2 separate regions of the Homo sapiens genome follow, and region 1 is linked to region 2. Evidence: chromatin loops called from intact Hi-C (ENCODE). Cell type or tissue: PC-3. All regions are shown on one strand. Each heading gives the region's core, and the rest is flanking DNA. Links, peaks and the distances in the headings are about the cores only.

What was found. A loop is a pair of places that touch in the nucleus more often than their neighbours do. Peaks named below come from ENCODE experiments on the same cell type or tissue, not always from the same donor. Only the 100,000 strongest peaks of a DNase experiment are listed, where the experiment ranks them.
Region 1: a loop joins it to region 2, with 6 times the contacts of the local background. A loop is called at or near these places in 1 of 110 quality-filtered maps.

Annotation. Positions count from the first base shown.
Region 1 is chr12:113,760,472-113,776,768 of GRCh38, reverse strand. It overlaps LINC01234 (long intergenic non-protein coding RNA 1234), which reads left to right and starts at 3,086. Exons shown (of 3, transcript NR_110026.1): 1 at 3,086-3,154; 2 at 9,561-9,694. RefSeq lists enhancers at 4,236-4,405, 7,260-7,771. In PC-3, for the core only: no CTCF peak of the experiment used is centred there; a DNase peak (open chromatin) is centred at 9,658.
Region 2 is chr12:113,692,652-113,708,948 of GRCh38, reverse strand. No RefSeq gene overlaps it. Among named protein-coding and RNA genes, the nearest start is that of LINC01234, 73 kb to the left of the region's middle. RefSeq lists enhancers at 5,428-5,927, 13,378-13,877. In PC-3, for the core only: no CTCF peak of the experiment used is centred there; a DNase peak (open chromatin) is centred at 7,848.

The DNA.
Region 1 (16,297 bases), core at 7,590-12,589, 67 kb before region 2:
GCTGGGGCAACCATTTACCCTCCCTGGACCTCAGTCTTTTCATCTGCCAAATGGGGTGGATTTGTTGAACCTACCTCCTAGGATGGTTGGGAGGGTGACAGAGCTGTGTATGATGTGCCTGGCACAGAGAGAACAGATCAAGGAGGCTCCCCCAGCATCTGGCTTGTAAATGGTCCACATGCGAGCCACCACTGGAGACTCGGGAAGAGGCAAGTCTCCCTGTCACCATCGTGGTCTGAAGAAATGGCAACCCCAAAGCACTCCATAAAACCCAAGCAGTAGTTAAGTTGGACTTCTGAGTGAACAGGAGTAATTAGTGCACTTCCCACAGAGAGTGAAACCCAAATGTCAGCCAATGCCAGGGCCATTAAAGCCATCCCCGGCTACAGCTATTGCCTGCTGCTGGCTGGGTCTCCACCTCCCTGCTGACCTTCTCAAAGGCAGAGGACAGACAGCACAGCAGGGAGCTGCCCAGACCTGCGGACCGGACTCAGAGACAGAAGATGGGCTTTGTGTTTTTCTCAGCTCTGGTACCAACATCTCCTTGAGTCTTATCTTTCTCATCTGTTAAATGGGCTGTATCTGCCTCATAGGATTGTAGGGAGAATTCAGTTTGACCACATGTCTAAAATGTTAGGCAAATGATAGCCCTTCTGGATGATGTAGGTAATACCACAAGGGCAAACAGTGCCCAAGACATAGTAGGTATAGTAGATGCTGCTGGTATCCCACTCAGATCTCTTTACTCATGGACCTGTCCCTCACTGTTCCTCTAGGCTGCCCAGAGAAGGAACCAGAGCTCTGCTAATGGGAGCTGCCATTGAGTAGGAAGTTTTGCCACGTGCAGCCCCTAAGGCGGCCCACAGCCAATGCTGTTTGATACAGGGGTACAAAAAGCCAGCCCTTGGCCTCAGGGATGGGGGCAACTCTGTGTGACCAGTAACACCCCACAGTTCCCTATGGGATCTGACTGAGGCTGGACTCTAGTTACAATCATGTCTGCCCAGATTCTTCTCCTGCTCAGCCCTGCTTCCCTAACCTCTCGTGGGTTTCTCCTGCAAACACAGCCTCCATAAAAGACTTCATGTGAATCCTAAAGCTCTAAGGCTCTTTCTAGAAAGGGAGTCTAATTTAAGATTGCAGGTGTTCAGTAAATGCTTGTTGAATCAACATGTTGCCTGTTATTCAAAAAAACAAACAAAAACAAACAAACAAAAAAAAACAAAAAACAAAACAAGAGTGGAACCAGGTGAGGCAAGAGAGGTGCCGAAGGCCCAAACTTTAAGGAAGGGTCCATTCTTGGAGTCGCGCAAATGCCCAGCCCTGCTGAAAAACCAGAACCCGTTTAAGCATCAATCAATCAAGAACCAGCTATGTAAACCATAGGACATCCTAAGAGAAGAAGGAAGGTCAGAGTTATGACATTGATTCCTGGGGCAGTTGGAGACAGACCTTAGTTCCAATCTTGGCTCCACCATGTAACTGCAACTTTGCACAAGTCACCTCACTTCTCTGAACCTGTTTCCTCACTCTAAAATGTGCATGATAATACTTCCCTCATATGGCTGTTGGAAGATTTGATGAGACTGTGTTAATGTACTTTGCACATAGTAGGTACTCAAGAAAGAGTAGCCACTGTAATGGCCTTTAAAAGCACTTAGAGCAGTTTTCTGAAAGTGCCTTACATGGGATGTCTCCTTCGCATCCCTGCCTTGTGCTCCCATCCCAGTTACCTGCTAGACCTGATGATTCTGATTCTCATGTAGGGCACAGTAGAACACAGCATTAATTTCTAGTGATGGATACATTCCCTCGGCTTACCCATGTGTGGATGAATCCATGTCTAAGGGATCTTCTAATCAGAATTGTGATTAAAATGAGGTGTGCATAAATGCATCCATTCTATGAATTGGCCCAAGCAGCTAAAGGAAAAACGACAACAAACAACATAGATTTACCCTTCCAGAGGTGAGATGACAAAGCTCAGGCTTTGAAGACCCACATCTGGCTGCGTCTGATTCCACCAACCATTACGTAGCCCAAAGCAAGCTGTGTTTTCTTTCTCAGCCTCAGGCTATGTGTCTGCAAAATGGGCGTGATAAAGCTCTAACACTAACACTGACATAATGCTATGTGCCTATGTATTGGGCTAAATTTATTTATTTACACGACCCCTGAAGTGTGTGAGGTTGGTATTAGAATGATCTCCATTTTCCAGATGAGGTAGAGAAACCATCCAGAGAGAGAACTGGCAGTTTCAGAAGTAGGGAGCATCTTAATTTCTAGCAGAAACTGGGATAAACCCGGGGTATGAGATAAAAATGGGAGATTCAACCATAAAAGTTTGGGAAATTAAATGATGCTATGACTCTCTGGGATGCTTGCTGGACAGAGCCCTCATGAGGGCAGGGCAAGTTAAATTATCTTCATAAGCATCCCTGTGTTCAATAAAACCCAAGCTTTCTTTTCTTTTCCTTTTTTTTTTTTTTTAAGACAGAGTCTTTCCCTGTCACCCAGGCTGGAGTGCAATGGCATGATCTTGGCTCACTGCAACCTCTGTCTCCCGGGTTCAAGCGATTCTCATGCCTCAGCCTCCCGAGTAGCTGGGATTACAGGCATGTGCTACCACGCCCAGCTAGTTTTTATATTTTTAGTAGAGACATGGTTCCACCATGTTGGCCAGGCTGGTCTCGAACTCCTAACCTCAAGTGATCCACCTGCCTCAGCCTCCCAAAGTGCTGGGATTGCAGGCGTGAGCCACCACGCCTGGCTGACTTTTCTATTTTGAGTTTTTTGGGGGTCCAGCCATTTTTTTTTTCCTTTCCAGCATTCCCTGTTCCTTGTTCCCATTTTCCTACATGCTCAGTCCATAGAGCTTGGGTGAGGCTGAACCATCTTCCGATACAAGGGTGATCACATGACCCAGCACCCACCAAAGGAGTCCAGCCCCTGGCCTCATTGATTGGTTCCAGGATAGGCAGGTGACCAAGGTTTGGTCAATTAGAACATTTCAGCTCTCTAACTACACTGATTGGCTTTGGGATGGGCACATGACCAAGTTGGTCCAATCGGAGCCAACCCAGGGACATTTTCCTGGAGCGGCTGGGAAAGAGGAGTCTCTCGAAATTCAGCAACTGCTAACAGCGAGGAGGGGGTAAGTAAGAGACTTCCGGGGGCCATCTCGTGGGACTTGAGAAGGAAGCTAACACCCAGGAAGCAGGATCAGGGGAAGGGAAACACACACACAAAGCCCTGATTATCTTGTTTCAGCCTCTGGGTCCAGCTGAGCCCAAAGTCTTCCATCCTGGATTCTTGTTACATGGGACAATAAATTTCCTTTTTTTTGCTTAAGTCAGTGTGAGTTGGGTTTCTACTACAGCAACTTAAAAAGCTCCGTCAGACACAAATGTCTGGCCTGTTTGCATTATTTTTTTTTTCCCAAAAGCAGCTTTCCTCCCATCATCATGTGATGCCATTTTTTTTTTTTTTTTTTTTTGTGGCATGGTCTAGCTTTGTCGCCCAGGCTGGAGTGCAGTGGCACAATCTGGGCTCACTGTAACCTCTGCCTCCCGGGTTCAAGCGATTCTCATGCCTCAGCCTCCCAAGTAGCTGAGACTTCAGGCATGCGCTACCACGCCCAGCTAATTTTTGTATTTTTGGTAGAGACAAGGTTTCACCATGTTGGCCAGGCTGGTCTCGAACTCCTGAGTTCAAGTGATCCACCTGCCTCCGCCTCTCAAAGTGCTGGGATTACAGGTGTGAGCCACTGCACCCGGCCATGTGATGCTATTTCTAAGCACCAGTGTGGAATAGAGTGTCAAAATGTGGCATCAGACTGCTGGGGCCGAGGCAGGCAGATTTGGATCAAATTCCTGCTGCTCCCTCCAGACCTGACGCCCTTGGGCGAGGCCTTTCATCTCTCAAAGTCTCAGTAGCCTCATCTGTAAATTGGGGATATTAATATCTCCCCTCACAGTGCAGATGAAACAGGAAAATGTTTGTTAAACCTTTTCACATGCTGTTCCTTCTGCACAGAATGCTCTTCCTTCTCTTCTTTGCTGACTTAGCATCTATTCATCTTCAGAGTCTCAGCTCAAGAGTCATTTTGTCAGAGCTATCTCCCTAACCTCGTTGGCCAAGGCCCGTTGTTCTGTGAAATTGTCCCATCCTCTGGAGCTTTCATTAAAGAATCAATGTGTCATTCTAGGCATGACTATGTGATTAATGTCCACCTCCCCCACTAGAATGTAAGTTCCAGGGGGACAGGGAAGTGTCAGTTTCTGCTCACCACTATGTCTCCAGTACCCTGCACAGAACAGACCTTTGAGAAATGGTCAATGCATTAACTGCTATTGCACTAGACTCTAATCAGAAGTTTTAGGAGGTTGGGTGCTCAGGCCTGTAATCCCAGTGATTTGGGAGGCCATGGCAGGATTGCTTGGGCCCAGGAGGGTGAGACCAACCTGGGCAACATAGCGAGGCCCCCATCTCTACAAAAAAATTTTTTAAAATTAGCTGGGTGTGGTGGTGCGTCCCTGTAGTCCTAGCTACTTGAGAAGCTGAGGTAGGAAGATGGCTAGAGCCCAGGAGTTAGAGGCTGCAGTGAGCTAGGATCCTGTCACTGCACTCCAGCCTGGGTGACAGAGCAAGACCTTGTCTCCAAAGATAAAAACTAAAAATTGAAAAAAAAAAGTTTTAGGTAAGTAGTGTTTCTTTGGACTCAGCCTACATAGAAGTGAGCATCTGAAATTACTAGGATGCTATGATTCCAGCAAGTGTCCACGTGGGTTCATTCGACCCAAAACCAATGGAGATGAGCATTGGTCTCTATATGACTAGCCTGAGCCATGCAGATGGCAGGTCTTCATCCATCAGCCAATGGACAGTCACTGTTCCCTTAGGTCCAGGAAGGCAGGAACAGTGGCACACAGAAGGACAACTGGCCTTCAAAGAACCCATAGAAGAGATGAGCTTAAAAGGAATGAGATGAAGGCTGGGTGTGGTGGGTCATACTTGTAATCCCAGTGACTCAGGAGGCCTAGACAGGAGGATTGTTTGAGGCCGGGAGTTTGAGACCAGCCTGGGTAACATAGTGAGACCCCTGTCTCTATAAAAAAAAAAAAATTAAAAACTAGCCAGGACTGGTTAATTAGCTTACATCTGTCGTCATAGCTACTCAGGAGGCTGAGGCCCAGGAGTTCAAGACTGCAGTAAGCCATGATCATGCCACTGTACTCCAGCCTAGAGTCCAGGTTATATACTAGGTTAACAAAGAAGATGCTAATTTTAACAAGGAAAAGCATTCTGTGCAGAAGGAACAGCATGTGCAAAGGTTTAACACATATTTTCATGTTGCATCTGCACTGAGGGGGAATATTAATATCCCCATTTTATTCATGAGGCTACTGAGCATTTGAGATATGAAAGGCACTCCAGCCTTTTATTCTTTTCTTGAGACAGGAAAAGAATAAAATAAAATAAGGATATTGTGGGCTCTGGAGAAGACCTACCTGGGTTTGTAACTCAGCCCTGTCACTGACTAGCTGTGTGGCTTTGGACAGCCTTGATCCATCTGGAAGACTTGCTTTCCTCGTCAATAAAACGGAGATGTCATCCCTGTGTTGCGAGGAGACAGACGGCTGGGTCCAAGTCTCTGCTCCTCCATTCGCGTTGTGTGAACACGGCTCACTGGTTTACCATTTAGAGCCTCAGTTTCCTTGACTGTAGGATGAGGGAGCAACAGAATCTAATTCTTAGAGAGGTTGGAACGATGAGGCCAGTTAATGAATTAAGTGCCAGCCACCAAGCCTGAACTTAATAGATACTCAATGTATGTGGCCACTGATATTCTTCTACTACTCCTATATTAGTATTATTAGTAGTAATATTAATATAATGAATGAGCTGGCTTATGCCAAGCACCCAACACTGCCTGGGGCATGATCGGGCCCTTTCTCTTCTCCTGATGTGTGTCCTGGCTCTGGCCACTGGCTGACCCACCCCAATTAGGTGACTCTCATGTTAATATTGACACACAAAGGAACCAGCTGGCGACCTCTGAACTCATCCCACTTGGGATCACAGGCTGATTTTGGCCCCAGCCCTCAACTTTGAGAGCCGGACTCGTAATCTCCTTTGACACCAAAAAGAGTTGGCCTCACCCCGACCTTTGCTCCCTGCTTCACTGATTTCCGGTGTTTACTGGGCCTGATGGGCGTCACATTGCCCACAGCATGGATGTGGCCTGGAGGGAGCGGAGGGAGGCCTGGATGGACCAGTGCTTGGGGAAGGAGTAGGGAGGGACAGGGCAAGTGGAGGCCTTTGGCTCAAGAAAACACACCTGCGACCGGGTGCAGTGGCTCATGCCTTTAATCCCAGCACTTTGGGAGGCCTTGGGGGGAGGTTCCCTTGAGGCCAGTTCAAGATTAGCCAGGGCAATGCAGCAAAATCCTGTCTCTCAAAAAAAAAAAAAACAAAAAAAATTAATTAGCTTGGCATGGCAGTGCACAACTATAGTTCCAGCTACTCAAAAGTGAAAGGTAGGAGGATGGCTTGAGGCCAAGAGTTCAAGACCAGCCTGGGCAACGAGCAAGACCCCAATTTCTACAAAAATAAAATAATTAGCCAAGTGTGGTGGCACAAACCTATAGTCCTAGCTACTTGGGAGGCTGAGGTGGGAGGATCACTGAGTCCAGGAATTCAAGGTTACAGTGAGCTATGATGGCACCACTGCACTCCAGCCTGGGCGGCAGAGTGAGACTTTGTTTCTATATAAACAGATAAATCAAGCTCACCTGTAGAGGATGTATCCGTGGGGACAGATTGCCAGACAGGGAGCCCCATTAGGAGGACAACAGTCTACAAGGAGATGGTAGTGAGTGCATCTGAGTGTGTTGGCGAGAAACGGAGCCGGCAGGAAAGTCACCGGGAAAGTGGAATGTACAGGGCCCCAACCATTAGCCTGAGGGGTGTAGGGAGGAGATTCTCTAGGGAGGAGGTCTCTTCTCAAATGTACTCAACACAGGGTTTTGTCCCCTGTTGCTCTGGGCTTACAAGGAAGGAATACAGATGCCTCGCTCAGTGCTCCCCGACCCCCTGCCACCGCCGTGGGTGGTCTGCATGAGAAATGGCCCTTGTGCCTCTTCCCCAACACCAGCACCAGCCCTGTGCCTCGACCCCAAAACCAGCCTCAGCCCTACCTACCCCAACACTGAGCCCGGGAAACAGACCCAGAACCGGGTGATGCCTGAGAGGAGTTACCATGGCAACAGATGTGCCGGCACAGACAGGGAGTTTTGCTGACCATCCCCAGCCCGCTGGCCACCCCTATAGAGGGGTGCATGAACCATAAACTGTCCTTGCAGCTGGCCCTGGGGACTTGGCACTGGACATCCCTCCAAAGGAGAGGTCTCCTACAGACTAGTCACTAGACACAGAGCTCCAGGCCAACCTCCTGTTGGAGCTCTCTGGCTCTTCCAGCTTTCTCTACATGACACCTTTGATTACAGCCCCTCTGGAAGACCGTCTGCTTTCATTTTCTCCTCGGGGCTGTCTCCCCCCTGCACTGTTGATGGAAGATGAGCTTCTAAGCCTCCTTTCTGTGATGGGCGTGGAGCTCACAGGTGCGGTGGGGGAGGATGAAGGAAGGGTCGAAAGAACTGAGGTTAGGGGTGAGGCCTCTGGAGCCAGACCTGCCTGAATTTGACTCCGGCTCTGTCACTCACTGGCTGTGTGGCCTTGGGCCAGTTACTTAATGTCTCTGAGCCTCCTTTCATCATCTGCAAACTGGTAGTGATTACAGTAGCACTCACCTTATTAGGTTGTGGTGAGGATTAAATGAGATAATACATGATAAATCTTAGGACAGGGCCTGGCAGAATATAAACACTTAATGTCCATAACCTCTTCCCTTCACTAAAATCACCCCATTCCTAGGAAGAGAGGAACACATTTTTGGCCATGAGAATTCACAGGGTTAAGTAAAAGTGTAAAAGAGTGAACAAGTGAGAATTGAGAGTTTTGGGAATTAGAAAGAAGGGTGCTTTCTTTTTTTCTTTCTTTTTTTTGAGACAGAGTTTCGCTCTTGTTGCCCAGGCTGGAGTGCGATGGCGCCATCTTGGCTCACTGCAACCTCCGCCTCCCAGGTTAAAGCGATTCTCCTGCCTCAGCCTCTCAAGTAGTTGAGATTACAGGCGCCTGCCACCACGCCCGGCTAATTTTTTGTATTTTTAGTAAAGACGGGGTTCCACCATGTTGGCCAGGCTGGTCTCAAACTCCTGACCTCAGACCATCCGCCCGCCTCAGCCTCCCAAAGTGCTGGGATTACAGGCGTGAGCCACTATGCCCAGCTGAAGGGTGCTTTCTTAATATACTCTGCACTAGACAGTAAGTTTTCAGGGAGCAGAAAGCAAAGTAAAAGTCTGTCTGATTTTCCCCAATCCTTCCAACACCTGACACAGGGCTAGGCACAAAGTTTTATTTCCACAGTCTGAAAATGCCATCCGTTATAAGAGGCAGCATCCATTTAATTAGAGTATTTCTCTTTCTTTTTCTTTTTTAAGATGGAGTCTCGCTCTGCCACCCAGGCTGGAGTGCAGTGGTGTGATTTCAGCTCACTGCAACTTCCACCTCCCAAGTTCAAGCGATTCTTGTGCCTTGGCCTCTTGGGTAGCTGAGACTATAGGCACGCAGCACCATGCCTGGCTAATTTTTATATTATTAGTAGAGACAGGGTTTTGCCATGTTGGCCAGGTTGGTCTCGAACTCCTGACCTCAAGTGATTTGCCTGCCTCAGCCTTCCAAAGTGCCGGAGCAAATGAAAATGGGCATTATATATGTACTAGATCCCAGTTTCAAAATGTTAAAAAGAAAAAAAGTTCATCTTAAAGCTGGAGAAATAAAATCATAGGTCATTAATAAATGGTAATCGACTATGTGAATGGGTGGTTGCAGGAAATGACAATACAGTAGAATGTAGTTAAATACTCACTATGCTCACTATACTCACCAATACTGGAAGAGTTAGAAAAGGTATCCACCATAACAAGCAGAGTGCATCTGGGAAGACTTCCTGGAAGAGGCAGCCTATGAGTGGGAATAAGCAAAAACTAAGTTATCTGACTTGGGGAGAGCAAGAAATGGTGGTTGGGCATAAGGGGTAGAGTCTTGATAAACTAGGAGGCTGTGTGACCACCATCATCCCCCTCCTTAGGTAATGGAGAATGTCAGAATTATCCAGGAAGGTGACTTCTACGTCAGCTCAGAGAAGCCAGGACCAGATCAGACATGAGTCCCAGGGCATGGGCCTGCACCAGGCTAGGCCCACAGGGGGCTTAAGGCACTGGTGGCAAAGCAGCCTGGGTTCAAATCCCAGCTGCTCCTTAGCTGGGCAACTCTGAACTGGTTACTTGGCTTCTCTGGGCATCAGATCCCTCCTCACCCAGGAAGTAGGGCAGATGACAGGGCTCTGAGGTCAGGCATGTGCAGAATCTGGTGTATGGAAGGTGCTTCATAAATATTAAATTTAGAATAGGATGTGATTTCTTTCTTTTTTTGAAAAGTTTTGAAAGGTAAAGGCCATTAGCTTGGAGGCAGAAGACAGACCTCCCTGACTGCTGAATTCCTGCCGGCCTGAAATTGGAGCATTCCAAGCTCCTCAGATGAGTCATAAGCCACCAAGATTGTGAGCCTCTGGGTGAGTATGAGTAGAATTAGATACTTCCTTTGTGGGGCTCAGTGCAAAATGCAAATGAGAGGTCGGCGCTAAATACGAGAATGTGCCCATCAAGCTGCTTCTGTGGCCTCGCGCCTCGCAGCAGTCACAGAGCCTTCAGCTGGAATCCTGGCAAACACTGTGGGCCCTCCCATGGTCTGGGATGTGCTTAATCCGAACACAGCCCTGTGGAGTAGGTGCTATTGTTATCCTCATATTACAGATGGGGAAACTGAGGCACAGAGGGAGGGACCACCAGCTGAGCCGCCAAAGGACAGGCAGCTGGTGGCATGGCTTTTAAAAGGGAACCTGTGCCCCCGGATCTGGAGACATCTTAGCCCACTAGCCCCTTCTTTTAGGGTGAAATACGCATTCTGCGAAATGGAGGCAGCTTGTAATGGGGGTGAAGCCAAATGCGAGAGGCCCGGGCAGCCGGATTTTCAATCCCAGTTCCCAGGGCACCTCCTTCCCACCGTACCCCGCTTCCTCCAGCAGGGAGCCCCCTCCCTCCAGCAGAACAGGGTCTGGCCTAGCCAACTTGCTACCGGGGCCGGGGGCCAAGAGTTAACGTCGGAAGGGAGCTCGAGAGAGTGTGAGAGCTAAAGGACATGTCAAATCAATCATATTTAAACAAAAGCCTCTCCCGCCCAAGGGCCCTTTTAAAAGCTGCTTATTTAATTAAAAGTCCCATTTTCCATATTTATGGCCCTTATTCAGTTAAATATTAACCGCTGGGGCCAGGGCTAGTGTGTGCTTTGTGAGCGGTGTGCGGGGAGGTTCATTACCGCGGCCGGGATTTACCAGACGGTGGCACGGCCGCGGCGGATCAATGCGGCCTGCCCTGGACAAACATGCTGGGGGCGGCCGCGGGGGCCGGGTGGGGCGGCGGGGCCCGAGGGCGCCTCCTCACTCTCCGGCTGGGACTCAGCGACTCGGGGACGCCTTGTCTCTCTCCCTGTCTCTCGCTTCCACATGCTGTCCCTGGGGCTGAGTCGTAGGCCTGGAGTCAGAGACAGAGAGACAGTGAGACCCAGAGAGAGATATAGAGAGGCCCAGAGAGAGATAGCGAGAGACCCAGAGACAGTGAGAGACCCAGAAAGAGACAGAGAGACAGTGAGACCCAGAGAGAGAGAGAGAGATACAGAGAGCCAGTGAGAGATCCAGAGAGACAATGAGACCCTGAGAGAGGCCCAGAGGTAGATACAGAGAGATAGTGAGAGACCCAGAGAGAGACCCAAAGACAGTAAGAGACCTAGAGAGATAGTGAGAGACACCAAGAGATACAGAAAGACAGTGAGAGACCCAGAGAGACAGAGACAGGGAGACACCCAGAGAGAGACACAGAGACAGTGAGAGACACAGAGAGAGACATCGACAGTGAGAGACAGAGACAGAGACTGAGAGATCCAAAGAGACACTGAGAGACCCAGCGAGACAGAGATAGAGAGACACCCAGAGAGAGACACAGAGACAGTGAGAGACACAGAGAGATCTAGAGACACTCCCAGTGAGACACAGAGACAGAGACTCAGAGAGACAGAGACAGGGAGACACCCAGAGAGAGACACAGAGACAGTGAGAGACACAAAGAAAGACACAGAAAGTGAGAGATACAGAGAAACAGAGACTGAGAGACCCAGAAAGACAGTGAGAGACCCAGCGAGACAGAGACAGGAAGACACCAGAGAGAGACACAGAGACAGTGAGAGACACAGAGAGATCTAGAGACACTCCCAGGGAGACAGAGACAGTGAGAAACCAGAGAGTCAGTGAGAGACAGCGGGTCGTGTTTCTCCGTGTCTGGCTGTGTCTAGGTTGAGACCAGGTCCATACTTCTTAAAATCCAACGAGAAATTAAAATGTTAAAAAATTAATAAGAATTTCCTGTGCGTGGCTGCACAGGTGGCACACTCTGGGCCCTGGCAGCCTCTCTCTCTTACTATGTGTGCTGGGGTGGGGCTGCAGAGGTACCAGGCATGGGGTTAGAGGGGTGGAAGGCCCATAAGAGCCCACGCGCTGCTCTTCCAGGCCCCATTCACTGGAGAGATGGGCAAAAAGAAAAACAGGGAAAGGGGGGAATCTGGCATGTATTAAGGATTTGACCTCACTCAGCTGCAGGGACAGGGGCAGAAAGAAAACAGCCACAGAAGAGGCCTAGATCCAAGCAGAGGCGCTCCCGGCTGCAAAACACGCATCACACGCAGAGCTTTATCCAGGGCTTCCCTGCACCAGGCACCAGTGCTGGCCAGTGTTAACTTACGTCATCCTCACTTCCATCCTACATAGGTCGTACGCTTTTGATCCGCATTTTACAGATGGGAAAACTGAGGTTCCAGACAAGCAGGGAGTGATCCTAGGGTCACTCAACCAGGGAGGGGCAGACCCAGGCTGTCTGCTCCTCATCACACAGTAGAAATCACCAGAGTTGCTCAGACCCAGCTGGGCACCATCCTTGCCGTTTACAAGTTCCTGACCCTACCTGAGCCTCAGTTTCCTCATCTGTGAAATAGGGGAATAAGATTTTTGGGGACATTTTGAATCACGTTTTATGGTTGCTCCATCCCAGGCCCTCCACCCCACACTGCTGCTCCTGACCACTGCAATTGATCCCTGAACTCGCTGATGTGACTCTCGGGGTGTCAGGGACAAAGCCAAATGCACTTCCCAGTCTTCTGAGTACTCAAGGGGGCAGGGCTTTCTCTGTCCCTCACTGCAGGAAGCAGTGTGGTGAATGGAAAAGGTGCACTGTAGAACCACAGACAATCCCACCTTTGCCATTTACTGGTTCTGCAAACTTAGGCTGCCTCACATCACCACTCAGAGCCTCAGTTTCTCCAGCTGCAAAATGGGAATAATGATAGACCCTCCTCCTAGTTGTTCTGAGGATTCAATGACATAATTCTTGTAATGGCTTAGCAGTGTGTGGCACGCAGTGAGCATCATTGCCAGCCCTATAAAAGCCTGCAGGGGCTGCACAAATGCTGCCAGCCTGTGCCTCCAAGGTGCCATCTCTGAGGGGCAGTGGGGCTCCATCAGTTCCAGCCCTGAGACCCGGCCAGTCTCCTGAGTGGCCTGGCAGAGGGAAACTTCTGCTCCAGTGCCACCTCTGGCCCTCCTGTGACCTTGGACCTGGAACATGCCACTGCCCCTCCTGGGGCCTCAGCTTACCCATCTGTGGAATGAGGGGATCATTGGGTTTAGAGAAATCTCTCTGGGCTATTGCAGGGATAATGCATCTCCGCAGCAGACAGGGTGAAGAATTTAACCTAAATGTGAAAATATCATTGAAATGTGCCCATTTATGCACAGGAAGGACTGTGCGACAACCAGGGCAAGCGCATGGCTCCTGAGAGCTGTCTGTTAGGTGCCAACAGCCAGGTTGGGAAAGACATCTCCTATATCACACACATGCATGCACACACATGGTCATAGGCACATGCACACAAAAAACACATGCATGTATGCACACATGCACACATGGGTATGGACACACATGAACACACACGCATGTACACAATGCACATAGGGCATGGGCACACTCATGCATGCATATGAATGCATGCATGGGCACTGGCCTGCGCACACACATACATGCATACACATGCATGGGCACACATGCATACACGGGCATGAGTGCACATTCACATGAGCACATATACACACATACATGCTCTTGCATGCATATACTCAGGCACATGCACACACACAGACATGCACACACACGGACATGCACACACACGTGCACACACACGGACGTGAAGACACACACACATGCACACATGCACAAGGGCATACACCTCATCACATCTTTTGCCCCATGCTCTGCTTCTCCATGTGGATCCTGTTAAGAGCCTGGTGCCTGATTTCTCCCACCACTACCTCCTCCCCAAAAAGAAAAAAAATCTGAAAAGCCAGATTAGAACTTCACATACGCATCGCTGGAAAAAATCTATGTCTCATTTTCATATCTAGCAAAATAAAATGACAGCAGAGCACTCCAGCAAACCCCTAGAGGGGGGAGCGTGTCTGCCGAAGATGAGGGGTGGTGGCGGGGAAGACACCTTTCCCAAAGGGAGGAGGCCCCGGGGCCAGAGGCACAGGAGGGGACCTTGGGCCTGGCGAGAGGCTGGAGGATGAAATCGATCAGGCCATTTTGTCCTGGGGCTGGAGGAAGGCTGGGGGGTCCTGGGAAGAGTCTAGGGGGTTGAATGGAGGTTAGAAAGGCAGCGAGAGGGGGAGAGAAAGAGGAGGAATAAAATCCTGGGGATGGTGGTGTGAGTGAGGGAGCGGGAGAGAGAGAGGGAGAGACACCAGGTTATCAGAGAAGTGTGAAGACAATAATGCAATCTGACATTTCTGAAACAAGACCCCCCGGTTGCCATGGCAACGTCTCATGTGGGAGCAGCTCCCAGGAGACGGCTCCGAGATGTACTATAAATGATGTTTGATTAGAATTTAAATCATTTAGGCAGAGAGAAGATAGGCCTTTTGTCAGCAAGGGGACCTGGGGGTGGGGAGGGAGGGGGGCCGGGGTTGTGGCGGGGGAGGGGGCACCGCTGGAGCCAGCATGGGCGTGGGGAGCGGGATCGGAGGTCAGCCAGGGGGTTGATTACTTTTGCCCTCAGCTTCATTTCCGTTTACAGTAACCTTTCCATGGTGGCCAGAGGGACTCAGAGGGCAGGAGAGGAGAGACCTGGGGGGGATGGGGGTGTGGGAAGGGAGTAAGGGAGAGCAGCAGAGCTGAAGGGAGAGATGCGGAGAGACAGAGAGGAACGGACAGAGCAGAGAGACACAAGCGGGAGAGAGAAGCAGGAAGAGAGAGAAGGAGAGGGAAAGGAGAGGAAGAGAGACAGACACAGACGGGCAGAAACGATGAGAGAGACGGAAAGAAGAGAGACCAGGAAATGGACTGAGAGACACAGATAGACGGTACAGAGACAGAGAGAGACTGAGAGACACAAAGGGGGAGACCTGGAGTGAAAACATGGACTCTTGTGTCCACACACCCGGAATCATTTTCCAGCCTCTGAAAAATGCATCAGGAATGTGGGTGCCCATGCTGAGTCCTGAACTTAGAAAAACTCTGCCTCCACCTCCCACTTTGGTCCCCATCCACAGGGAGATTCCTTGGCCCTGGAGTTCCTGGGGAAGGGTTAGTGACCCTGGAAAAGAGGCACCATGGGCTTCTGGTCCTAAGGAAAATGGGCCAATTTTACTGAGCTGCCATGTAAAATCTTAGACAAACCACCTCTCTGTTCTGAGCCTCAGTTTCCCCATCTGTAACACAAAAAGTGTTATAGATGGAGAGTCAGATCAGCCTATGGGCAATGAGCCCCCGTTCCCCATTCAGTTTTTATTTTTAGTTGCATTAATTGCCAGCATTTAAAAGTTGGGAGCGTTTGCAAAAAATGTTTAATTTCTGGGTTCTCAAAAAAATAGGAAAATCTATGCATGCTGGGCCTGTATTTCCACATGGCAGCCATGTGCTGGAAAGGAGGAGTAGTCCCCATGTTTAAGCAGAGTATGAGGGCTCCAGTTTACCACAGTTTCCACCATTCCCTATTGTCTTACACCCAGCTACTTTTCACACCTTCATGGTGACTGCCTGCCCTCTGTAGGAATTTGTGGGTTTTTGTTTGTTTGTTTTTTGGAGACAGAGTCCCACTTTGTCACACAGGCTGGAGTATGGTGGCGTAATCATAGCTCACTGCAGCCTCGACCTCCCTCCTGGGCTTAAGTGATCCTCCCACCTCAGCCTCCTGAGTATCTGGAACTATAGGAATGTACCATCACACCCGACTAATTTTTGTATTTTTTGTAGAGATGGGGTGTCAGCATGTTGCCCAAGCCAGTCTCCAACTCCTGGGCTTAAGTGATCCTCCTGCCTCAGCCTTCCAAAGTGCTGGTGAACTTTCAAACTCTGCAAATAAACTCCAGGATCCTTATGGCTCTAGCAATCTATTAACATATGGATTGTAGACCTCATACCTCAGTCACCATGGTTTTGGGTGCCCAGGATAATAGAGTTCATGGGGGTAATCACAGAGTCAGAGCGAACTATATGGCCATCCTCATACACACTGTCAGAGCTCAATAAATGTTTAATTAATTAATTAATACAGGAAGATGAGCCAAAATGATTAGGGAGACTGAAATGAGAACCATGATGGGAAATGGGTAGCTTTTTGAGAAAATGGACTTGTACCACTGGGCACTGAGGATAAAAGTGACCTGCTTGGGAGAAGCCCAGAAAGCAGATGGGAGGGAGTTTGTAAGGAGGAAAAGAGCTGCTTTCAAAGAGGCCATCTTGAAGTTCTCTATCTTGGCACCTTCCTCATGCCCACCAGGACACTTGTCACAACCTGGAAGTTTGTTGTTTGTGTATTGGCCTGTGTGTGGTCTCTCCTCCCCGAGGAGACTGTGAACTCCATGAGGATAGAAACTATATCTGGCAGAGTCAGTGCCGTAGCCCCAGCACCCAGCATATAGTAGCTGCTTAGGAAACTCTGGATGAATAAATGAGGGAATGAGTCCCCTTTTCACATACTTCTCCCATTTTTGCTCTGAGTATTTTAAAGCTATCCG
Region 2 (16,297 bases), core at 6,834-11,833:
TTTATTTATTTTTACAGATACAAATCGTTGTACGTATTTATGGGGTACATATGATATTTTGCATAGACTGTGTAATGATCAAGTCTGGGTATTTGGATTGTCCATCACCTTGACTACTTATCATTTCTACATGCTGAGAATATTTCAAGTCCTGTCTTCTGGCTATTTTGAAATACACAATACATTGTTATTAACCATAGTCACCCTACTCTACTATCAAACATTAGAAATTATTCCTTCTGTCTAACTGTATATTGGTACCATTAACCAATCTCTTTATATCTTCTACCCACACACCTTTCCCAGCCTCTGGTATCTATCATACTACTCTCTCCCTTCATTAGATCAAGTTTTTTAGTTCCACTTATAAGCAAGAACATGCGATATTTGTCTTTCCATGCCTGGCTTACGTCACTTAACATAATGATCTCCAGGTTCATCCATGTTGCTGCAAATGACATGATTTCATTCATTCTTTTTTTTTTCTTCTTTTTTCTTTTTCTTTTTTTTTTTTTTTTGAGACGGAGAGTCTCACTCAGTCACCCAGGCTGGAGTGCAGTGGCATGATCTCAGCTCACTGCAACTTCCGCCTCCCAGGTTCAAGCAATTCTCCTGCCTCAGCCTCCCAAGCAGCTGGGATTACAGGTACCCACCATCACGCCTGGCTAATTTTTTTGTATTTTTAGTAGAGATGGGGTTTCACCATGTTGGCCAGGCTGCTTTTGAACTCCTGATCTCAAGTGATCTGCCCGCCTTGGCCTCCCAAAGTGCTGGGATTACAGGCATGAGCCACTGCGCCCGGCCGATTTCATTCTCTTTTATGGCTGAATAATATTCCATTGTGTATATATACCACATTTTCCTCATTCGTCCATTGATAGACACTTAGGTTGATTTCATATCTTTACTATTGTAAATGGTGCTGCAGTAAACACAGGAGCACAGGTATCTTGTTGATATACTGATTTCCTTTCCTTTGGCTAAATGTCCAGTAGTGGGATTGCTGGATCCTGTGATAGTTCCACTTTTGGTTTTTTGAGAAATCTCTATACTGTTTTTCATAGTAGCTGTCCTAATTTACATCCCAATCAACAGTGTATAAGAGTTCCCTTTTCCCTGTATCCTCACCAGCATCTGTTTTTGTTGTTGTTGGGTTTGTTTTGTTTTGTTTTATTAACAATTGCCTTTCTAACTGGGGTAAGACAGTATCTTGTTGTGGCTTTGATCTGTGTTTCTCTGATTAGTGATGCTGAGTATTTTTCATATACCTGTTAGCCATTTGTATGTCCCCTTTTGAGAAATGTCTATTCATGTCCTTTGCCCACGTTTTAATAGGATTTTTTTTTTTTACTGTTGATCATTCCCTTTAAAACAAACTAGTGATAAACACAACACATGGATGACTCTCTAAGTTTTCTGCTGAGTGAAATCCTTACACAAAGGGTCCATTTGTGCACTTCCACTTATATGAAGTTTTACAATAACCAAACTAATCTGTGGTGGTAAAAAAAAAAAACAAAAAAACAAAAAAACAAGTAGTAACAGTGTTGCCTCTAGGGCTTTGGGGATTTATCGGGAAGGGGAATTAGGGTATTTTCTAGGGAGATGGAAATTAATTCTGTATCATTATATGGATGTGCATTGTTCAAGTGCAAGTGTTTGTCAAAACTCAGCAAATGGTACACTTAAGGTCTGCGCTCTTTGCAGTTGGTGAATTTTACTTTTCAAAAGGAACCCTAACCAAATATTGCATTTCAATTAAAGAGAGACGTGCTCAAGTAGTTAGAAAGAAATGTACAGATGTCTGTAACTTTCCTTGAATTGTATGAAAAGTAGATGGGCTGATAGTTGGATAGAGGGATGGGTAAATGAATCCGTCTGGGATAAGGAAAGTGTTGAAAAACATTAATGGTAGAACCTAGGTGGTAAATAGATGGGTATTCACTGAAAAACCCTTTCGCCTTTATGTTAGAAACTTCATCATGAAATGTTGGGGACCTGCCTCACCAGGTTGATGTAAGGACCTCGTGGGATGAAGCCAGCTCAGTGACCATTCCAGAGAGGACACTCGACACATGGTAACCATCATTATGATCAGTAGGGATATGTGGAAATAGGAGTGAGGGTACATGAGATATGGCAAGACCCAGGTTGACAAATCTTTCCTACTATTATTATTTTAATTGTCTAATCTTTTTGAATTGCTGATACTTGCATGTGGTACAAAATTTCAAAGATACAAATGTATACAAAGCATGACAACTCTCCCTCCCTCCTCTGTCCCCCAGTTACCTAAACCCATCCCCAGAGGTTTCCTGTTTCTTTCCAAGGATATTCTATGTTGTATATGTAATTATATGTGTGTATATATATTTTCCTTTTGTCATAACAGCATGCTATACACTCTTCTAGCATTTTTTTTTTTTTTGAGATGGAGTCTCACTCTGTTGCCCAGGCTAGGGTGCAGTGGCACAATCTCAGCTCACTGCAAACTTCGCCTCCCAGGTTCAAGTGATTCACCTGCCTCAGCCTCCTGAGCAGCTGGAATTACAGGCGCCCACCACTGCACCTGGCTCATTTTTGTATTTTTAGTAGAGACGGGGTTTCACCCTGTTGGCCAGGCTGGTCTCGAATTCCTGACCTCGTGATCTACCCACCTTGGCCTCCCAAAGTGCTTGGATTACCGGCATGAGCCACCATGCTCAGCCGCATTTTTAAAATTTAATATATCCTGCTGATTCTTCTATATCCACACATGTGACCTGTCATTCTTTTATATGCCTGCATAGTGTTCCACTGGGTGGATCCATCACAGTTTTTTTGCTCAATCCCATATTGATGGACAGGTGGGTCATTTCCTTAGTTAGTGAAACCTTTTGAATGCTGCCATTGTCTTAAAGACTTGGAAACCGAGCCTAGCAACTCTCAGTGAATGAGTTGAAGAGTAGGGGCTTCTCTGGTCAAAACCCACAGCGCATCATTAAGTCTTTGGGCTTCCTCACTCCAGCTTTTATTAAATTATCCCAATTTGTCCTTTCAAATAGATGTCTTTTCTTAAGTAGTGATTTACCACAATTAAGCCCCCCCAAAATTAAATTAAGTGAATTACGTCTCTTAGGTTGGGTGTCTGCGGGAACCAAGGTTGGGCACAGTAATGGTCCAAATGCTATTAAAAGCAAAGGCAGGAGACTGTGCGCTGAGTTAGAAGGGAAAATTCATAGCTCCACTGATACGCCATGATAAATAATTATGAGTTATTAATTTTAAATTACATCTTTAATGCGTTGCATGATTTTAATTCCCCCTACAGTATTAATATCGGACTGGCTTTGATTAATTTAAAGCAGAACAGAAAGGTGCCAATTAAGAGAGCTAGCTGGGAACTTTGAGGTGTTTATATCTGTCTCTTGATAGCCCCCACGGTGGGGGGCAAGGTCATTCCTCAAGGGAAGCTGGCGATTACCCACAGCAACCCAGGGTGGGAGGTGTCAAGAAGAGTGGGAGATGGATGTTAACCCTTTTTGTATCTTCGAGTGCTAGAGAGGAAAGAGAGAAGGATGGAAAAATGAAAGACCTGGTCCAAGCCCCAAGGCCTTTAATGAGCCAGGAGATAGGTCAGGATGGGGCTGGGCATCCTGTGTGGCCTCGAGGCAGAATCAGGGACCAGGACTCCTGGGTTCTGGGATTCACTCTGTCACCTAGGACGATGGCTTTGACCTGTCTATGCTTTCATGGGATCTCAAGACTTGGACAAAAGGAGTAACGCTTGGTGAATATGAAGCAATGAATCAAAGAATTTCCTAACCAGCTGAATGGTAACAGGGTTATGCTTGGAACAGCAGCCCACCTTAAGAATGGGGCACACATGGAGATGTGTTTGGTTGACATTTTATTTTACATAATAGCTACATATTTAATGCATGCTAGAAATATATAACCAGCTCCTTGAACCTCTGATTTCATAGATACAATTGCTTCAGTTGAGGCTAAATTTAAAAAGAAAAAAAAGAAAAAGAAAAAACCATGATCCAAAAATAAAAGGACAAGCACAAGCACATTCATGTTTGGCATGTGGCTATGGCAAAAAGAATACAAATGTTTGTTATGCTGGCAATACCTAAGTAACCAAGGTTAATGACTTTCAGATTAACATCATGATAATTGCAGATGACAGAAACCCCTAGGCTTGGAAAAAGGAGATAGTACTTGATAAATATGAAAAATTTGAAGCAATGAGTCAAACGATTTTCTAGTTAGCCAAATGGAGGATATTGTCTGGTATAGCTGCTCTCTAATATAATATGATACAAATGGAGATGCTTTGGGGTCATCTATGAACTTTTAAAATTTTCTTTAATAGTTAAGTGCTTAATGTGTGCCAGCTCACCAAGACTTTTGGTTTCATGGATAGCATTGTTTAGGTTAAAATTCAGTTTAGGCCGGGCGTGGTGGCTCACACTTATAATCCCACCACTTTGGGAGGCTGAAGCGGGTGGATCACCTGAGGTCAGGAGTTTGAGACCAGCCTGGCCAACATGGTGAAACCCCGTCTCTACTAAAAATACAAAAAATTAGCCAGGCATGGTGGCGGGCGCCTATAATCCCAGCTACTCGGGAGGCTGAGACAGGAGAATCGCTTGAACCAGGGAGGTGGAGGCTGCAGTGAGCCCAGATCAGGCCATTGTACTCCAGCCTGGGCAACAAGAGCAAAACTCCATCTCAAAAAAAAAAAAAAAAAATTCAGTTTAAATTTCTTAAAAAGAGTGACTTAAAACAAAATATTGAAGTATAGTTTTATGTGGCTGTGGCAAATAATCATTATGACGGTGACACACAAGTAACTGAGGTTAGCGAATATCAAATTAATGTCACTGCAGCTGCATAGGATAGAAATCCTAGTCAAGGCTCTAAATTAATGACCCTAGATGAGAGTGAGCATAAAAAGAAGTCACCACAAGCCACAGTGTGAATTTATCACCTCTTCTCTTCCACGACAGATTATCCTTGATATTGCCAAAGCACTTCCCCATTAAGCACATTTGGTTCTTAAAGTCATCCTGAAGATGGGCAGTGCCTAGAAAAGTGCCTGGCTCATGGGAGGTGTACAGTATGCCATTGTGGAGTGAGGGAAAGAGGCAGGAGGGAGAGAAACAAGAAAAGAGGGAGAAAAGGAAGAATGAAGGGGATGAAAATAGCAGGTGTTCAATCAACACTAACATGATTATTCCATGCCAAATGTGGTTTGGAGCACTCAGCTTGGATCATCCCATTCAATACTCACAACAGCCCTGTGAAGTAAGAATTCTCATTGATCCCAATTCAGAAGGAGGACACTGAGGTTGAGAGAGGTGGAGCAACTTGCTTGAGGTCATCCAGCTAGTAGGCAACAGAATCAAATAGTATTACTCTCCATGTTTTATAGTCTCAGAGCCTGAGGCACAGAGAGGGTAAGCAACTGGCCCAAGGTCACAAGGACCTTCAATGGATCCAGAGCTTCAGCTCTTAAACACCAAACTATACTGCCTCATAAAAGAGACACACATTTTATAGATGTGAAAAGCTAAGACACAGATTGTGTTAGTCCTAAGGGCACTTAGTGGAGGCTTTAACTTGGATATTGGGACTCCCTGCACCATGTTCTTGTCATCACAGGTGACTATGTCTGCCTGACCCCCATAAGCACTGGGGAAAGTGCTTTTCATGGGCCAAGCAGAAGAGGGACTCTTGCCTAGCACATCGTGGGTGCTCAGTTTGACATGGGCTCCTCCACCCTGGCTCTGTCCCTCCCAGGCTAGGTTCCTTGGCCTGATGGTTTCCCATAAGCCTCCCTTGCGGTTCCGCACCAGCTCTGGGAGCCCCTGGAAGCCCAGCCAGAAACCCCAAGCTCAGCTTCCCAGCAGAGTTACAGAAGCAAGACAATCGCGTTAGGTCCCTGGGGCGGATTTGGCGGCCCCGTCATGCCTTTGAAAGGCAAGCATTCGCTGGGTGGACCGCAGTGAGTGGTTGGAGCAGGTTTCTGTTCAAAGCTCCTTCCTCTAGAGGCATTAAAGATGGATTATAATTCAGAGGGTTAGAGAAGGGTGAATGAAGCCACCTCCCCTCGCAGATAAGATGGTCATGCAGGTGGGACCTTCTGGGTCAAGGGTAGCAAGGATCCAGCAGCAGAAACAATAGCAGCAAAGATGAAGACAGCTGCTGTCACAGCGCCTACCCTGCGCCAGGCTCCATGCTCAATGCTGTAGATCAACAGCTTGCTTTAACTCTCACAACCACCCTGAAAGATGGCCATTAATCCCCAAATGAGGAAAGCAAGACACAGAGAGATTAGGTAACCGACTGGGGGCAACCCAGCTGGGTAAAATGCAGAGCTCAGATTCCAACTCAAGTCTGACACAGTTCTTGCTATTCACTACCTGTCCTCCAACTGCAATGAGTTAATTATTTATACAATTGCTTAAGTCCCATCTTCCCTGCCGCTTCACGAGATCAAGGCCAAGGTCCACGCCTGTTTCATTCCCATTGCATCTCCAGAGTCAGGCAGAGGACCTAGCAGAGAGTGGGTCCACAGTGAATATTTGCAGAATGAATTTTGAAAGGAAGAAAGGAAGGAGGAAGAGAGGGGAAAAATGGAAGGAATGAAGGAAGGAATGAAGGAAGGAAGGAAGGAAGGAAGGGAGGAAAGATGGAAGGAAGGGGGAGAGAAGGAGGGAGGAAGGATGGAGGGAAGGAAGGAAAAAAGGAAAGGAGGGAGGGAGGAAGGGAGAGAGGAAGGAAGGAAGGAAGGAAGGAAGGAAGGAAGGAAGGGAGGGAGGGAGGGAGGGAGGGAGGGAGGGAGAGAAAAGGGAAGGAGAAAGGGAGGGAAGAAGGAAGGAAGAAAAGGAGGGAAAGAAGAGAAGGATGAAGGAAGGAAGGAAGAAAGAAAGGAAGGAAGGAAGGAAGGGAGGGAGAAAGTAGGAAGCAGGAAGAAGGAAGGAGCTTATAACCCAGCGTCCCCAGCATGCTTGCCCTCACATTTCTGCTTGTCTGCTCTGCAGTGAAAGGTACACTATGAAAGAGGAAATGTTGAGCACAGCCACAGAGGCAGGAGGGGTGGACACATAAAAAGACCTTCACGCTGTATGGTATATATATATGGTATATATATATGGTGTATATATATATATGGTGTATATATATATATGGTGTATATATATATGGTATATATATATGGTATATATATGGTATATATATATGGTATATATATGGTGTATATATATATGGTATATATATATGGTATATATATATGGTGTATATATATATGGTGTATATATATGATATATATATGATATATATATGATATATATATGGTATATATATATATGGTATATATATATATGGTGTATATATATATGGTGTGTATATATATATATGGTATATATATATATAATTGAGGAGTCTTAGACAGAGAGGGAAAGAAGAGACTCCCAAATTCTAGTCTCCGCTCTGTGACTCACCATGTGACCTTAGGCAAGTCAGTTTATTCCTCAAAGATGGTCTTCATTTTTCCTGTTTCCCTGCCTCATAGGGCTGTTCTGAGGACAAGAAGGGAAAATGCACTTTTCAACCCCAGGTTGATCCAATGACAGTGTTAGCCTCCCTGCCCTCAATGCAGATCTAATCAAAGGACAGCTCCCTCCAGCCTGGAGGGGAGAAAGCCATTAGGCAGGTGTGAGGAGCACAGCTGGGCAGCTGCATGGTTGAATCTTGCCTCTGGGATTCGCTTGCTGTGAGACCTTGGGCAACAGACTCACTCCCTCTTGGTCTCGGTCTCTAATTTGCAACTGGAGGAAAACGCTAGGCATGCCTCCCTCACAGGGTGTAGTGATGACTCAGTGAGACGGGGCTTGCCCAGTGCCTGGCCCATGGTCAGCACTGACTGCACAGGAGCTGCTCTTTGTAATAATGCTGAACGTTAGTGAAATCAGCCTGGCAGCCAGGCTGAGGACTGTGGAGGTTTGGAGGGCTTTCTGGAGAAGGTGGGGTCTGGAGAAATGTTGAGTGAATTTGATTTTGAAGAAATGGCTTCACTGAAAGCACCAAAGTCAGAATGGAAAAGACATTTGCAGGGAGCAGGAGAGCCTCCAGATTTCAGGATCTCCTACAGAGTAGAAACTATCTTATAAACTTAAACTTTACGTGTTTTTTTGTTTTGTTTTTTTTCATCTTGGAAGGCGCAATGCCTTACTACTTATGTTAGCTATCTATAGCCATAATAATGCTCTGTAACAAACAATCACAAAACCTGCCAAGTGCAGTGGCTCATGTCTGTAATCCCAGCACTTTGGGAAGCCAAGGCGGGAGGATAACTTGAGACCAAGCATTCAAGACTGGCCTGGGCCACATACTGAGACCCTATCTCTACAAAAAATAAAATAGCTGGGTATGGTGGTGTGTGCCTGTAGTCCAAGCAACTGGAGAGGCTGAGGTGGGAGAATCACTGGAGCCCAGGAGTTCGAGGCTGCAGTGAGCTATGATTGCACCACTGCACGCCAGCCTGGGTAACAAGATGAAACCCTGTCTCTAAAACAAAACAAAACTTCCATTGTGGTTAGCAGGTGTATTAGTCTGTTCTCATGCTGCTGATAAAGACATACCCAAGACTGGGTAATTTATAAAGAAAAAGAGGTTTCATGGACTCACAGTTCCACATGGCTGAGGAGGCCTCAAAATCATGGCAGAAGGCAACAGAAGAGCAAAGGCACGTCTTACATGGCAGCAGGCAGTGCAGGGGAACTACCTTTTTATAAAACCATCAGTTCTAGTGACTCTTATTGACTATCATGAGAACGGCACAGGAAAACCCACCCCCATGATTCAGTTACCTCCCACCAGGTCCCTCATGACATGTAGGGATTATGGGAACTGCAATTCAAGATGAGATTTGGGTGGGGACACAGCAAAACCATATCAGCAGGCCGGGCAGCTCTGCTGATCTTGCCTGGGCTCATTTATGTGTCTCAGTCAGCAGGCTGATGGCTGATCTGGGATGGCCTCCACTGGGTTGATGAGGGCAGCTTAGCTGTGCTGCACAAGCCTTCATCCCCCAGCAGGTAAGCCTGAGTGTGTCCTCATGGCCCTGCAGAAGGGCAGCATCAGAGCGAGCCCAATTGCACAAGCCATTTGCAGGCTTCTGCCTGTGTTACTTTTACTAATATCCCATTGGTCAAAGCCAGTTGCATCCCTGAGCCCAGAGTCAGAATGGGTAAGGACCACAAAATCAGCAGCAAAGGATGGGTATAAACGTGGACAGGGATGCATCATGGGGGCCAATTTTGTGATCTAGCCCACCATGCTTCAATATTCAAATAGGAAAGGTTTATAATAAAAATCTCCCCTCCATGTACAACTCATGGCAACTACAGCTATGGGTCTCTTCTGTATCCATACAGAGATATTCCATGAGTTTACAACATTTTTGTAATTTTTTATAAATTTTTTAAATTCTTAATTGTTGTGGGTACACAATAGGTGTCTACATTTATGGCATACATGAGATATTTTGACACAGGCATGCAATGCGTAGTAATCACATCATGGAGAATGAGGTATCTGTCCCCTCAAGCATTTATCCTTTGTGTTATAAACAATCCAGTTATACTCTTTTAGTTATTTTAAAATGTACAATTAGGCCAGGCACGATGGCTCACACCTGTACTCCCAGCACTTTGGGAGGCCGAGGCAGGTGGATAACTTGAGGTCAGTTCAAGACCAGCCTGGACAACATGGTGAAATCCCATCTCTACTAAAAATACAAAAAATTACCTGGGCATGCTGGTACACGCCTGTAGTCCCAGTTACTCGGGAGGCTGAGGCAGGAGAATCGCTTGAACCCAGGAGGCAGAGGTTGCAGTGAGCCGAGATCGCACCACTGCACTCCAGCCTGGGCGACAGAGAGAGACTCTGTCTCAAAAACAAACAAACAAAAACATAATTAAATTATTATTGACTATAGACACCTTATTGTGCTATCAAATACTAGGTCTTATTCATTCTTTCTATTTTTTTTTTTATCCATTAACCATCCCCACCTCCCCCTGACCCCCCACTACCCTTCCCACCCCCTGCTAACCATCCATTTTTATAATTTTTATGCCTCAGTTGTGCCCAGCCCTTTCCCTACTATCCTCTTAAATCAGCACTTGCCATGGTGCCGAGGCTTTGCCATCATCCTACTTGGGTTCAAGTACTGCCTGTTGGCAGTGTGACCTTGGGCACGTCATTGTCATTCACGGAGCCTCAGTTTCTTCGTCTGTAAAATGGGAGTGATAGTGTGTATCTTGCAGGGGTTATTGGGAGGCTTAAACAACATCCTACATACCAAGTCCTGGATATAGTAACTATCAGATAATTGCTTTGTCATTTTTATCATCATCATTATTGTTGTTTTGTTAACTCACGAAGGCATAATGTCCTCCCCTGGTTTCAAAGCTTCTGGAACTCCCAATAGGAAAGGGCTTTCCTTTCCACGTCTGGGAGCCAGCTGACCATCTGCCAGGAGGGATTTCTGTTTAACAAGCTCTTGTAATCTTTGCTGTGATCACGACTCCCTCCCGGGTCTGTCGCTCCTCTGGGGCTTGCAGCCTCTTAGGCTAAGCCTCTGATGGAGCTATGAATATCTGAGCACCTGACCCCGCATTTCAATGTGCCCAGGCTGGTCCCTGAGCCTGCGTGTTTCCTGGGGATCTGACCCAGGAAGGCTGTTTTACATCCTCTCTTTCCAGAAACCCCCACCTCCCCAGCACCAGAAATGTTTACTCATTCAGGCCTTTCACTCAGCAAATATTTATTAAACACCTTACTGTATGCCAGGTCCTGGCATAGACCTAATAGCAATGGTCAGTAACATCTGACTACTGTTTCTGAATCTCCAAGACATTTTCTTGGCCTCTTGAGAAGACAGTTGAAATGCTTGGCCGAAACAGGGTAATTAGACCCAATTTATGGTTACATGGTCAGTTCATTTCCAAGAGTTTGTCTCAAGTTCCTGTCTTAGGGAACTTTCGGCAGGTTCTTTAGAAGCAAAGCCTGTGAAGGGAATTCTTATGCAAGTGATTTATTGAGAAGGCTCTCGGGTGACACCTAGAAGGGACCGAGGGATGGGGACAGGGCAGGCAGAGAAGCTATGCAAGGATGGGGTTGCAGGTGAGGTCTTGACCCAGCCTGATCCCGCAGAAAGCTCTGGAGTTTCTATTGTACTTCAGAGTCTGTCCCACTTCAAGGCAAGGGAACAGAACTTCTGTACCCTGACATGAGTCTGTCATTGGCTATAGGTTGCCCCCAAGGCATTTGGGGGAGGCAGATGCAACTCCAAGCCACTTCTAGGAAGGCAGCTCCAAGCATCTAAGGGCCACTCTCCAAGCAAAGCTGCAGGAGTGAAGGCTTCGTCGCAGCACCAGCTGATGGGCAGGCACGCTGAACCGTAAAAGAGACCCCACAGAAATAAGCTGAGCCCCTCCCTGCACCTGACATTTCCTCCTGACCCAATCCCAGGCAATCACATGATTATTGATGACTGTCACTGAGCTGCAGGGAGGTGGCTCCAAGCACAGATGTGGCATCAGATAAACGCAGTTTCTAATACAGCCTTCTCTGTTCACTAGCTGTGTGATGGGGGGAAAGTCACTCTACCTCTCTGAGCTTCAATTTCTTCCCCAAAATAATGAAGATAAGACCCGTCTCAGAGCGCTGTTGGGATTCATGTGTTTGGCCAGTGCCTGATACCTACTGAATACTCCACAGTCATTATCAAGGCAGAGCAAGAGTTTGAACCCAGGATTTCTTGGGTCCCAGTGCTTTGTAATAACCATAAGGCCTTGAAAAAACTTCAGAAACACCCTCTGGATCTTAGTATGTTTTTTTTCATCCAAAAAAGTAGGCTGATTTCTCTCCTGCCTGTTTCTCTGGTACTTTGAGAGGGTGTACATGGCACTGTGAGATAATCCGATTTTCAAGGCTGGAAGAGACTTGGCAATGACCTCATTCCCTCTCTGTTATTGGGGCCATTTGACAGATGAGTAAATGGAGGCCCAGAGAAGTTAACCAACTTCCCTGACAGCAGAGTTAAGAGAGGAACTTGAAATTCCTACTTCCCACTTCCAGGTTCTTCCCTCCCAGCAGGATGGCCACTCCCTCTCCAGGTGAGCAAATCACTGTCCCCACTGGCTGTAGTTTCCCAATCCAGAAATCATTAAGGGGGCAGACTAGATGCTCTCCAAATCCCTTCAGCTTTGAACATTTCTTGCCTCCAGGTATACCAGGGTGCTCTGCAATCCCAATAGTACCAAGGAGGATTTCATTCCAGCCATCACAACCCATCTTTGGCCATAGCCAGCAGCAGAATATACTGGGCAGCAAGCTGACATGCCCATTTTACAGATGAGGAAACAGAGGCTCCAAAAGACTTGCCTTTGGGAGATTAGGATCTGCAGTGCCTACATACCTGCAGTCCCACCTGAGGGGGTGAGGAAGGCCCAAAAAAAGAGATGAGGGAATCCAGGGATTTTATTTTCCCACAGGATCACATTTACCTTAACCTCCTAACTCACAGCCAGGTCACCGGAAACTTCCCACAGATTTCCCGCTGGAATAATTATCCAATAAAGGCAGCCCCATCTTGGACAGTTGTCTTGGCCCAGAGCTGCAGGGTCCAGGATGGCTGTGGGGAGCCATGCTCCATCCAGGGGGCTGTAATGAAGGACACATGCCAAGACATGGGGATCATTACAGAGCAGCCCGTGGGGCCATGGGTGGAGGGATGTAGGGTGTCCCCACATCATCCTAAGGGCTGGAATGCCAGTCATGAGCACGTGACTCTGAAGGCACAGGGCCATCTGCTCTGCTCCTCGACCCCGGGAGGTAACCTGGACATCTCAAGGGACATGGGATGAGGGATGAGGAGGGTGGCTGGAGATGGAAGCAAGGGTTCACCCACCAGGCTCTGCTGTCTTTCTGGGCTGAAGGCAAAACCTGCTTCATGAGAATACACTACTAGCATGAGGGCGCTGCCCTCGGGGTGGTCGGGTGCTTTCCAGCACTGTGAATCGTCTCATTTCATCCTCGTAGTAGATGTTGTTGGGGCTGTCAGATCCCCGTGGCTGCTGGAGTTGCCCCCTTCTTAGAGATTTGCCTTCTGCTGATGTGAGCCGATGCCTGGGTGTTTACACCCCCACCCCTCCCTGAGTAGCCATCAACATAGACTCACACCTGGCCCCCTTGCTAAGGTGGGATGACTTCAAGCTCAATTTATGCTCCAGAGCCCCTGTGGGATTAGGCCCAAAGCAGGGACCACACCCTTGCTCAGCCCCTCCCCGGGTCCTATCCTGTGTCTCCCCTCCTTTTGAGGTTTTCCTTTCAAGCCCACTCCCCAGATAAATCCTATACACCCCATCCATGTCCCAGGCTTTGCTTCTGAGGGGCCCGACCTAGAACAACCTGCAAAACGACCCCAGAACATTGTCACTGAAAATCAAGCCCCTACGACAGATGAGAGGGAAGGTCACTTGCCCAGAGTCACAAGGCACAGGTTTGACCCAGGTCTGTCTCAGAAAATGCTTGGGCTTGGCTGACCTCTGTGGAAGCTCATTGCAGCCAAGACGGGGATACTTGGGAGGTCTGGGGGCTGGAGGAGGCCTGGGTCACAAAGACCATTGCCAGCGAGGACACACAGCTCACCCTTTGGGATAATGAGGCCATTGGCAAGCAGGAAGAAGAGATGGCCAGGGAGGGGGAGGTAAAGAGAGCCGGGTGAACCAGGCCAGGCGGCTGTGCCCATCAGGAAGGGAGGTGGAGGACGTCAGCACCTCACCCTCAGGCCTGAGCAGCTGGGGTCCCAGGTGGCTGAGTTACCGCGCCCTGTCGCTGGCAGACAGGGCCAGCCTTGCCCTCCACTTCAGGGGTACTTGACGTTCCAGTAATAATAGGAGACATTGAGGCCTGTTCTCCTCCAGCTCCGGGCAGCTGCCACCAAGATGGCCCGACTGAGCCAAGGACATCGGAAACGCTGAAGAACGTACCCTGGATGAGCTCAGAGGCTGCTGGCTTTAAAGGTCTCAGCCAGAAAGCAAGCCTCCCTGCATGGCTTCATCTCTCAAACACGATTCACTGCACCTGAAGAAGGAAAGCCAAACGCCACAGTGTCCCTGCCCCTGTCTCTCAACAGGCTTGTGTCCGTGACCCCTGCAGGAGGGGCATGGCGTGCTTCCTTCCTTCCACACCATCCCCCTTCCAGGCAAATAATCCAGCTCTAGCTTGCTTTGCGGACTTGCCAGATCACCCTTCCCATCACAGTTTCCCAATCTTTCTTCTCTTCCTTGCAAAGGCGTGTATTAAGGGAGATGGCAAGTCATTCATTCGATATAAGCTAATTGAGCACCTACTATGTGTTGGCTGTGGGGGATGCAGCAGCGCATAAGACGATAGGTCCCAGAGCTTAATTGGGGGTGGAAGGTGACGCACCATAAACAAGTAAACACACAGCTGATGTTGGGGTCGGGGGGGTGCAGCTGATAATGGGATTCACCCTCCAGAGGCAGAGCACTTAATTAACTTCTGGGACAAGAGGAGGGGAAGGGAAAATGAGGCTCTTAAGGGGACAGGCCAAAGGCTCTCACCCCATGATCAGCCAGGATTCAGCCAAGGACATAAAATCTCAGGTTCAATAAATATTAACTGACAACCTAGTCTGTGCACAGAGCTGTGCTAGACACTAGAGATACAGAAGTGAACAAAACAGACAACACCCTTGCCCTCCTGGAGCTGACATTCTTGTGCAGGAGAGGGACAGATGCTACATGGGCACATAAATACGTGAAGATTATTAAGAATAGCTGCTGTTGTGCAGGAAGGCTTAGCCTTTGCCAGGAAACGTTAGATACAAGATGCGGCAGGGCGGAAAACAGGGAGGGTCCCTGCTTTCAGCCAGCAGCTAAACGGTCAAGTTCTATGTACCGGCTGAGAATAGGGCCTGGGGATGAAAGCCAGAGAAGCCTCTCTCAGAAGCCAGGGAAGTGGCTGCTCACCCGCTTAATCCCTCCATGGCTCCCCATTCCCTCCCAATACAATCCACACCGGAGACTACAAGGCCCCACCCACATCCCAAATATCCTGTCAGATGCACTTCCCATCAGCCCTGTCTGACCTCTGGCCTTTCCCCCTGTTCTTACTGTCGGGGAGACTTTCTGTAACCCCATACCAGCCCCACTGTCTCCCCCAACCACTTATCCTTTGGGTACCAGTTTTGAAGTCACCTCCCCCAGGAAGCCTTCCCTGCTCACAACATAGGATAAAGTGCTTGTACCTGGAGGTTATGCCACCCCAGGACACCCCATCTATTTGTTGGCAAGCCCTGGGGGTAGAAACGGGGTCTGTCTTGTCCACAGTTTTCTCTCTATTGCTAGCACAGAGCCAGGCACACAGCATGCAATAAATGACTTAGTGATCAAATGACTGAATATATCTCCCACGAACATATCTACTGTGGTGCCTAAAATCCCACCATTTACCACTCTTGCAGGTTAAGGCGGAGTCAGTACACTACAACCCACGTGCATGCGCCTGTTCGTTTATCTCTATGGCTACATTGTTGCTACTACTGCAGAGTGTAGGAGCTGCGAAAAAGACCCACCCTATGGCCACAAAACCTAAAACATTTACTATCCGTCCCCTCAGAAAAAAGTTTGCCTGCCCCTATGTTAAGAAATCCAACGACCCTGTCCTGAAATAGGCTCAGCTTCCTTGTCTGTAAAATGGGGACGACACTAGTGCCTACCTGTTAGGGTCACTGGGAGCAGAATACAACGCTTAGAACAGTGCCTGGCACTGAGATTCCTGGGTGTCCACTGTTAATACTGTTACTATTTCCGTGGGCCACTCCATCAGATCAGCTGGAAGAACTCTCTCAGAGAGACGGAACCCAGGCTAGGAATGAAGGGGCCAGGAAGAAAGAGGTCACGAGATTGAGGGGCTCTGGAAAGAGAGGCTGCAGTTTTGTTCACCTCCTCCAAAGCAAGCGCAGGGGTCTCCCTGGGAATTAGAGTCCCCCTGTCATGTGGGAAAGAGCCTGTGGAGCCTCTGTCCCCTGCCCCCAGTGCCAGGTCTGTCTCCCCCGCCTTGTCCCACACACACACACACCATTCACACATGCTCACAGCATTCATGCTAGAATGTATACACACTCACATACACACTTAGGCACCCACCTACACCCTCATGCGCACACAATACATATACCAGGACACACTCTCCACTCACACACACACTC